Regions from separate parts of the Homo sapiens genome. Here region 1 is linked to region 2. Evidence: read pairs that join two places in POLR2A ChIA-PET (ENCODE). Cell type or tissue: A673. All regions are shown on one strand. Each heading gives the region's core, and the rest is flanking DNA. Links, peaks and the distances in the headings are about the cores only.

What was found. Peaks named below come from ENCODE experiments on the same cell type or tissue, not always from the same donor. Only the 100,000 strongest peaks of a DNase experiment are listed, where the experiment ranks them.
Region 1: POLR2A ChIA-PET joins it to region 2 with 16 read pairs; 1 of 35 experiments calls an interaction of 5 or more read pairs at or near these places.

The regions. Positions count from the first base shown.
Region 1 is chr11:3,847,194-3,851,528 of GRCh38, reverse strand. No RefSeq gene overlaps it. Among named protein-coding and RNA genes, the nearest start is that of STIM1-AS1, 6.2 kb to the left of the region's middle. In A673, for the core only: CTCF peaks have their summits at 1,902 and 2,104 (motif pointing left); a DNase peak (open chromatin) is centred at 2,108.
Region 2 is chr11:2,748,416-2,752,803 of GRCh38, reverse strand. The region is part of intron 11 of KCNQ1 (potassium voltage-gated channel subfamily Q member 1); the gene reads right to left. Among named protein-coding and RNA genes, the nearest start is that of KCNQ1OT1, 51 kb to the right of the region's middle. In A673, for the core only: no CTCF peak of the experiment used is centred there; a DNase peak (open chromatin) is centred at 2,003.

The sequences.
Region 1 (4,335 bases), core at 1-4,000, 1.1 Mb before region 2:
CCTTCTAAAAGTGTGACCCTTGCAAGAACCCAGGTATGTACTAGGGCTCACACCTAAAATCCTAGCACTTTGGGAGGCTGAGATGGGAGGATCACTAGAGCCCAGGAGTTTGAGACCAGCCTAGGCAACATAGTGAGACTCTGTCTCTACAAAAAAATACAAACATTAACTTGGCATGGTGGTGTGTCCCCGTAGTCCCAGCTACTCAGGGGGCTGAGCCAGGAGGATGGCTTGAGCCCAGGAGGTCGAGGCTGCAGTGAGCTGTGATTGCCACTGCACTCCAGCCCAGGTGATAGAGCAAAAATCTGTTTAAAAAAAAAAAAAAAGAAAGGACCCCCTCAACATATTGTAAGCTTCAGGAGGAAACAGAGAGCTTTCTCCCCATCTCTCTTTTTATACCTATGCAGTATATCTCCCTTGCATTAATCTTAGGGCCTTGCTTAGATGTTCTGAAGATGTTGGCTAAATCAAATTGGATTAACTAATTCTTATGCCTCTATTCCACTGTTTGCAAGAGTTTTCACATGTATTATCTCATCTCTTCCTCACAGAAGCTCTGCTAGATAAAACAGGGGCTACACGGTGGTCCCCATGTTGACCTGAGGTCAACTTCTGTCCAAAAATAGGTGACTATGGGGTTCGGGTGCAGTGGCTCACACCTGTAATCCCAGCACTTTGGGATGCCGAGGAGGGCAGATCACCTGAGGTCAGGTGTTCAAGACCAGCCTGGCCAACATGGTGAAACCTGGTCTCTACTAAAAATATAAAAATCAGCAGGGTGTGGTGGCACGTGCCTGTAATCCCAGCTACTCGGGAGGCTGAGGCAGGAGAATCGCTTGAACCCAGAAGGCAGAGGTTGCAGAGAGCCAAGATTGCACCACTGCATTCCAGCCTTGGTGACAGAGCGAGCCATCTCAAAAAAAAAAAAAAAAAAAACCTGGGGGGTGAGTATGGTACAATAAGATATTTTGACAGAGAGAGGAGAGAGAGAGACCACAATTGATCTATTTTATTATTAGTTATTTTTGTTCATCTCTTACTGTGTACAATTTATAAATTAAGCTTTATCATAGGTATGTGTATAGGAAAACAATATATATAGAGTTTGATACTATATGCAGTTTCACGCATCCACTGGGGTCTTGGAATACATTCTCCATGGATAAGAGGGGACTACTTTACTCATTTTAAAGATGAAGAAACTGAGGCTCAGGAGATAAAGTGGTAGGTGAGAGCCAAGCTTGCTTTCTTCTTTGGGATTCCCTCCCCATCCTTCAAGTCTCAGCTCAAATGAAATAAAAGCATCCATGCCCTGACCAGTGATGTTACCTTACCATAAATCAAGGGTTATGATTTTTAGCAAAACTCAAAAGCTCCACCCCACTTTAACACCTTGCCTGACTTGCCCTGTCTCTTCAGTCTTCTTCTATACCTTAGAGTACTTATGTAATTTGATTATGATTTTTTTTTTTTTTTTTGAGACAGGGTCTTTCTCTGTTACTCAGGCTGGAGTGCAGTAGTATGATCATGGCTTACTACAGCCTTAACCTCCTGGACTTAAGTGAGTTTTATTTTTTGAATAGGAATATTCTTTTTTATTTATTTATTTATTTATTTATTTTTAGAGACAGGTTCTCACTCTGTTGCCCAGGCTAAAGTGCAGTGGTGCAATTATAGTTCACTGCAGCATTGAATTCCTGGACTCGAGAGATCCTCCCACCTCAGTCTCCCGAGTAGCTGCGTCTACAGGCACATGCCACCATGCGCAGCTGAATTATGATTATTTAATAAGCGTATATCTTCTACATTAGCCTCTGAGCTCATCAAGGGCTGCATTTTATCCATCTTTATATTTTCACAGTCTAGGTTGCCCATTACATAGCTGGTACTCAATAAACGTTTCGCTAAGTGAATAAATGAATGATGTGTGTTCTGTACAGCAGCATAACTGTCCTTTCTTCACACCGCAGAGTTTCTGGTTACCAATAGCTTTCATTCAGAAAATGAGGGAGACTTTGCTAGAAATAATAATTGAGAGTCCAAAATCTGCTCAGAAAAATTTAGGAATCCCCTAGTTTGGGTTGCATTATTAGTAGCGCTCCCTGGTGTCCAAAAATGGAAAGTATAGCTATCGCTGAGAAATTGCCCAAGGTCTGGGTGGGTAGAGAGTGAGGAGAGACCTTAGCTTCTAGCAACAGCTTTTCCTAGGCTAGTTTCACACAGAGAATCATCTCCTCATTCAGAGTGAGTTCTAGAATCTTGCTTGCAATGTTCATTCATTCATTTAACACCTACTGAGCACCTATTTGTAACAACTTAGTTCCTACTCTCAAAGAGGTCCATTTTTACGGGGAAAAAAATGGGGTGAGTGTGTGTGTGTGTGTGTGTGTGTGTGTGTGTGTGTGTGTAGAGATAATTAGTACATGTCAATATGTCTCGAGAGGGATTGGTACAGGAATAGGTGAGGGAGCACAGAGGAAGGACAAGTAACAGTCTAAAGCAGTCAGGCTGTGCAGACTCACAGATTGGGGTGTGTGGGTGAGTAAGTGGGGTTCTAGGATCAGACTGCCTAGATTCACATCCAAGCAATGCTGTGTGACTCTGGGCCAGTTACTCAATCTCTCTGACCTCCGATTCCTCCATCTGAAAAAAGTAGGATCCTGTAAGGCTTAGATGAGTTCATAAGTGTAAAACAATTGGCACAGTGCTTCGCGTAGAGTAATGTGCTCAAAAATGTTGGCTCTTATTCTGCAAGGAATTTCAGAGCCGTTAAAGAATTACACCAAGATCAGGTAACTGTGATTTGCAGAAATTATTCTGGCAATAGTGCTGAGAAAGTATTGGAAAAGGTAGAAGCTGGAAACAAGTGACATGGTCTGACAGACCTGTACTGATAACCCAGCTCACCGCTGTGTGACCTTGGACAAGACCTGAAGTCTAATTTGGACAATAATGACGGGAATAGAAAAGTGTTCAGATTTGCGAAATATTTGGTGATTGATTAGATGACCAGGTGAGCAGGCAAGACAGATCAAGTTTAAATAATAGCTGTGGTTTTGGAAGATACTATTGTCTGCTAGATATTATGCTAAACGTGCTACATTCAATCATTCATTCAACCAATATTTACTGAGCAAAGTATTTTCATACCAGGCACTGTTCTAGGCACTAGGAATATAGCACTAAGTAAAACAAGCAAAACTTCTTGCCCTCCTGGAGCTTACATGTTATCTCATATAATGAATATCCATAGCAATCCTGAGGTGTAACACAATTTAGATTCATCTTACAAAGGAAATTAAAACTGACACGTTCAATTTTGCTATCTGTGAGGTTTTTTGTTTTGTTTTGTGTTGTTTTTGTTTTTGCTTTTGCTATTGACAGAGTCTTGCTCTATCACCCAGGCTGAAGTGAAATTGCATGATCTTGGCTCACTGCAACCTCCACCTCCCTGGTTCAAGTAATTCTCCTGCCTCAGCCTCCGAGTAGCTGGAATTACAGGTGCACACCACCATGCCCGGCTAATTTTTGTACTTTTTGTTTTAGTAGAAACAAGATTTCACCATACTGGTCAGGCTGATCTTGAACTCCTGACCTCAGGTGATCCACCCACCTCGGCCTCCCAAAATGCTGGGATTACAGGCGTGAGCCACCTCACCTGGCCTATCTGTGAGTATTCTTATCTGTAAAATTGAAATAATATTACCTGCCTTATAGACTTGTTATATTTATTGAGTTAATACGTGTAAAGCATATGTAAAACATATCTAAGTTGTTTTCCTAAATTATTATTCAGCAACTTCTCCAGGATCACACAGCAAGTAAATGGCAAAGATGAGAATTGGGGAAAATTTCCCCAGGGAATCCCGAATCAACTGGGCAGCTATAGTTGGGTTGCTCTTAGAATACCAGGACTGAGGAAGGAGAACTTTCCCAGAGGGGCATTATGCCAGATGATGTGGGTACTACCACTGGGCTTAGAAAATGTCAAAGATGCAAAGCTGTCCTGGAGGCTAACGGGACAACTATTGTTCTGCCTGCCTGGGAGAAGGGACCCTCTTGGAAAATAGGGCATGGCCATTGTCCACACACCCTTCATCCATTTAGTTCCTTGAGAGAGTCAAGAACAAAAGATTGGCCAGATGTGGTGGCTCACGCCTGTAATCCCAGCACTTTGGGAGGCTGAGGCAGGCAGATCACTTGAGGTCAAGAGTTCAAGACCAGCCTGGCCAACATGGTGAAACCCCATCTCTACTAAAAATACAAAAATTAGCCGTCGTGGTGGTGCTCGTCTGTAGTCCCAGCTACTCGGGAGGCTGAGGCAGGAGAATGGCT
Region 2 (4,388 bases), core at 321-4,320:
GAGCAAGGTGCTGTAGTCTGAATGTGTGTGTCTTCCCAAAGTCCCTATGTCGAAAGCTAACCCGCAGCCCTGATGGTGTTAGGAGATGGCGCATTTGAGAGGTGATTCGGCCGTGAGGGCAGAGCCTTCAGGAAGAGGATGCGTGCCCTTGGAAAGGAGGCCTGAGGGAGCTTGTTTGCACCTTATTTTTGCCTCTTCTGCCACGTGAGGACACAGCCCGCTGACTTCCATGAATCAGACAGACCCCTTACCAGACACCAGATCTGCTGGCGCCCTGACCCTGTGCTTCCCAGTCTCCAGAACAATGAATTCCTAAGTATGAATCACCAGGTCTAAGGTATTTGGTTATAGCAGACTGAACAGATTAAGACACTAGGTATCCCATCGGACCCCCCGAGAGACCACCTGGCACACACCAGCTAAACAAGCTGCTCAATGAAACTCAGTTTAGCTTAGTCCGGATCAGCTTCATGGAAGCCACTCAACTGGGTTCAGATCAGCTCCATGGAAGCCACTCAGCTGGGTTCAGATCAGCTCCATGGAAGCCACTCAGCTGGGTTCAGATCACCTGTGAAGCTAAAATCAACCCAGTCACCTCAACTCAGTAACACTCAGCACAGTTCAGCTCAAGTCAACACAACACGATGCAACTCAAGTCAACACTACACAACACAACTCCCAAGCTCGGCTACAAACAGTCTTGTGGTGGAAACAGGGATGACCAGGGTGAGTGCTGCCTAGGACGGCCCCTCAGGGCGTGGGGAGGACAGGGCAGTACAAGGTACCCCAGAGAGGTGCCAAGGTGGCAGCGGCAACCGAGAAAGTGCAGCTTTGCAGAAGAGCATCTTTGAGGAAACGTCTTGCCGTGTGTGGGCATCCACGAGGGGCTCAGAGGAAGGTCAGCCATGCTATGGGGGGAATAGGGCAAAGCTGGCCGGGCCTCATGTTCTGCAAGTGCCATTTTGCCCTCACCCTGAGCCAGTGGGAGAGGCACTCTGTGTAGGGGACAGGGCGGCTGAACACCTTGGCTATGGGGACCAGTCCCTGGGGTCCCGATCTGCCTGCCCTTGCAGGGACACAGCGCATCTGCAGATGCTTTAATTTAAAAACCATGGTAACGCTACGCTCACCGAGGGCTTCCCTGGGACAGCCACCGCTCTCAGAACAGCCGCCTGTCAGACGAGGGTCGCCGCCCCGTTTGAAAGAGGGAGAACACACTAGTGGCCTGTTGGCCGGGATGGTGCCCACCAGCAGTGAACTCAGATGCTCATTTCGGAGCTGCACTGTCCCTCCACTGCCCTCTGCACTGAGACGCAAGTCCCCGCGTCAGGAGAGAGGGTTTCCTGGGGGTGGAACGTGGGACAGATGCTCACTTTGGGCAGCTGCTCAGCCTTGCCTCCCCTTTCCCATAGAGCCCCCTTCCGGGAGCCCACCCGCTCCTAAACGCTGGCGTCCGTTTCTGCTGAGAGCGTGGGGCTTTCTCTGCAAGTGGGGGGTGGGAGATGAGGGTTTGGATGAGGGTGTGGGAGGACCCTAAACTGATTCCCATGCTAGTTGGAGAAAGAAAGGTGTGGATGAGGATAAAGTTTTCATGGTGACCAGGGTGACCCTCCGCTCAGAGGGACGAGCGGAGCCCGGCAAAACCAGTCACTGCCTTGTAGTTCCAAGCTTTGGGGATGATCAGCTCCCAAGAAATTGCTGTGGGGTGCGGGGGCTGTGGGTGACCCAAATTGGGCAGAGGGCCTACAGGTCTGAGGCTGCCTGCACAGAGCCACCAGGAAGGAGCTAGCGAAGAAATACATCTTTGTCCTGGCTTTTTCCCAGGAGGGGCTGGGTGGGTGCACAGACAGAGGTAAAGAGCCTCGAGGTTGGGGTGTAGGCAGGCAGCTGGGGAGGACCCCGTTTAAATCCTGGGGAGATTATGAGGACGTTTGTCGCAGGCTGTCAGCCCTCATTAAGTTAATGGAACTGGCGAGTTGGCCGGCTTCCAGCATGCCGGAGAAAGAAAACAAGAAAAGTGTTTTCAGTGAAAGAGCCAGGGGATCCCATTTCGCCCAGCAGCCCAGGAGATTATGAGCCATTGGTAATGGCCTGACTGAAATGACTTATTGGGAACTGGTTGATTAAAACAAGGGAGAGAAAACCCCTAATGTCTCAGAAGAATGACATGGGCTTCTTACTGGTCTTCGTCTAGAAAAGTGATTTGTGAGCACTGCCTTCCAAAGCCTTGTGAATTGCAAAGCAACTGGTCCAGCCAGGGCCTCTGCAGAGAGGGTTACCAGGCAGGAGAGGAAAAGACGTGGGGTGAAACCGGTGGATTCCACACAGACCCTGGGAGCCAGAGAACTTGGAGCTTGGGCCAGCAGGAGCCTGGACATTCTGCTGGGAAGGCTCCCCAGGGCCCCTAAGGAAGGCCCAGCAGTTCACAGAGCAGGGCTAAAGCCTCCCATGGATTCCCCCAACTGGTTAGGCCAGGCCAGCCACAAGCCCAACAGCTATACCCCCGTCTCCCATGTCCTCCGCCCTGGGCTGAGGGCTCTGTCGTCCTGTTTCAGCCTCCGGCCCAATTCTTCCCTGGAATACATGTCATTCCTCAACTTCCCCAGAGATCCAGCCCCTGCTGCCCCTGGCGCTGACCTGGACTCTGGGCCCACAGTGCCTCACTCAGGTGGGGTTGCGCAGGTCTCTCCCCAGCTTCACCAGCAAGATGCCCCTGCACCCAGGCTCCGCTTCCTGGCCTCTTGGCTGTTCCCACTCCCTCCCTCTCACCCCATTTTCACTCATTTACACACAATTCTCAGGGCGCCGTGTAGAGCCCCTGTACTTTTTATTTTTTTTTTTTTGGAGACAGAGTCTCACTCTGTTGCCCAGGCTGGAGTGCAGTGGCATGATCTCAACTCACGGGTTCAAGTGTTTCCCCGCCTCAGCCTCCTGAGTAGCTGGGATTACAGGCGTCCACCACCACATCCAGCTAATATATATATATTTTTTGAGATGGAGTCTCGCTCTGTTGCCCAGGCTGGAGTGCAGTGGCGCAATCTTGGCTCACTGCAAGCTCTGCCTCCTGGGTTCACGCCATTCTCCTGCCTCAGCCTCCTGAGTAGCTGGGACCACAGGCGCCCGCCACCGCGCCCGGACAATTTTTTTTTTTTTTTTTTTTTTGTATTTTTAGTAGAGACAGGGTTTCGCCGTGGTCTCGATCTCCTGACCTCGTGATCCGCCCGCCTCGGCCTCCCAAAGTGCTGAGATTACAGGCGTGAGGCAGCACGCCCGGCCAAGCCTCGGTGCTTTTAAACACATGTTAACTCCTCGATCATTCCCGTTGTACGAATAAGGGAACTGGGGCCCAGAGAGGCTCAGCAGCGTGCCCAGGGTCACACAGTTGGCACCAGGCAGAGCCCTGGCCTTGGGATCCCCCATTCCCAGTGCAGACTGAGTGACACTGAGCTGCTTCCATCCTCATCTGTGCTTGCCCCCCAGCCGAGGCCCCCGACACCCCTCGATTTCTAGGTCTCCCAATCTCAACCCCAAACCCCTCCCTGCAGAGCCCTGGCAGACAGGTTCTGACACCACCCTGGAAATCATGGCATCCTCTCATCCTCCCTACTGGGGTGCTGGCGGAACAGCCCCCCATTTGGTAAAGGAGACAGACCTGAGGTCTCTGATGTTTGGCCTGGCCTGAGCCTCCTTCCTCCTGCGGCCCCATGTGTGTCAACTGTAGGGCCACCAGGTTTCAGAGTTACTTTTTATGCTATCAGTGGCAACAGGGACTTGCTGGACACAGCCACCACTCTCTTTCCTTGCTCCAGAGGCCTCGCCCCTCCCGCCATTTTGAATAGCTCACGTCAAAGGCAGCACAGCCCCAGTTAGACTCAAGGACAGGGTGACAACCGCAAAGAGGGGAAGAGGGCACTCTGGAGGTCTGGGGCTGCCCCTGCACACCCAGCTGCCAGACCAGAGGTGGGGATCTTGGCCCCCAGGGGCACCATTCACCTGGCCAGAACACAGTCTCTGTAGCTCACAGTGAGTTCAAGAAAGGCCTAGCCTGCCCCTGTCACGTGACAGATGGTCTTGAGGCCCAGAGGGAGGGGCAGCAGCAGCTGGCTGGACCCGAAGCTCTGTGATCCAGCCGGGCCTGGCGTGGGGAGTCCCTGCTGTGGGCTCTGGGTGGCCTCTGAGCCCCCACATTCCAGGCTGGCTGGGGCTCCTGCACCTGCAGTTTCATGCTGGGTCCTGGTTGCCAGGCTTGTCCCACCCGGGCCCCACACCTCCACGTGGACGCCCAGCTGGGCCCTCGGGCTCACCTGGAGGAAGAGTGGAGCCTGGTTTGGCATCAGGTGCTGAGGGCCCTGCCTGGGGAGGTACCCAGGGGCATCTGATAGGGACCC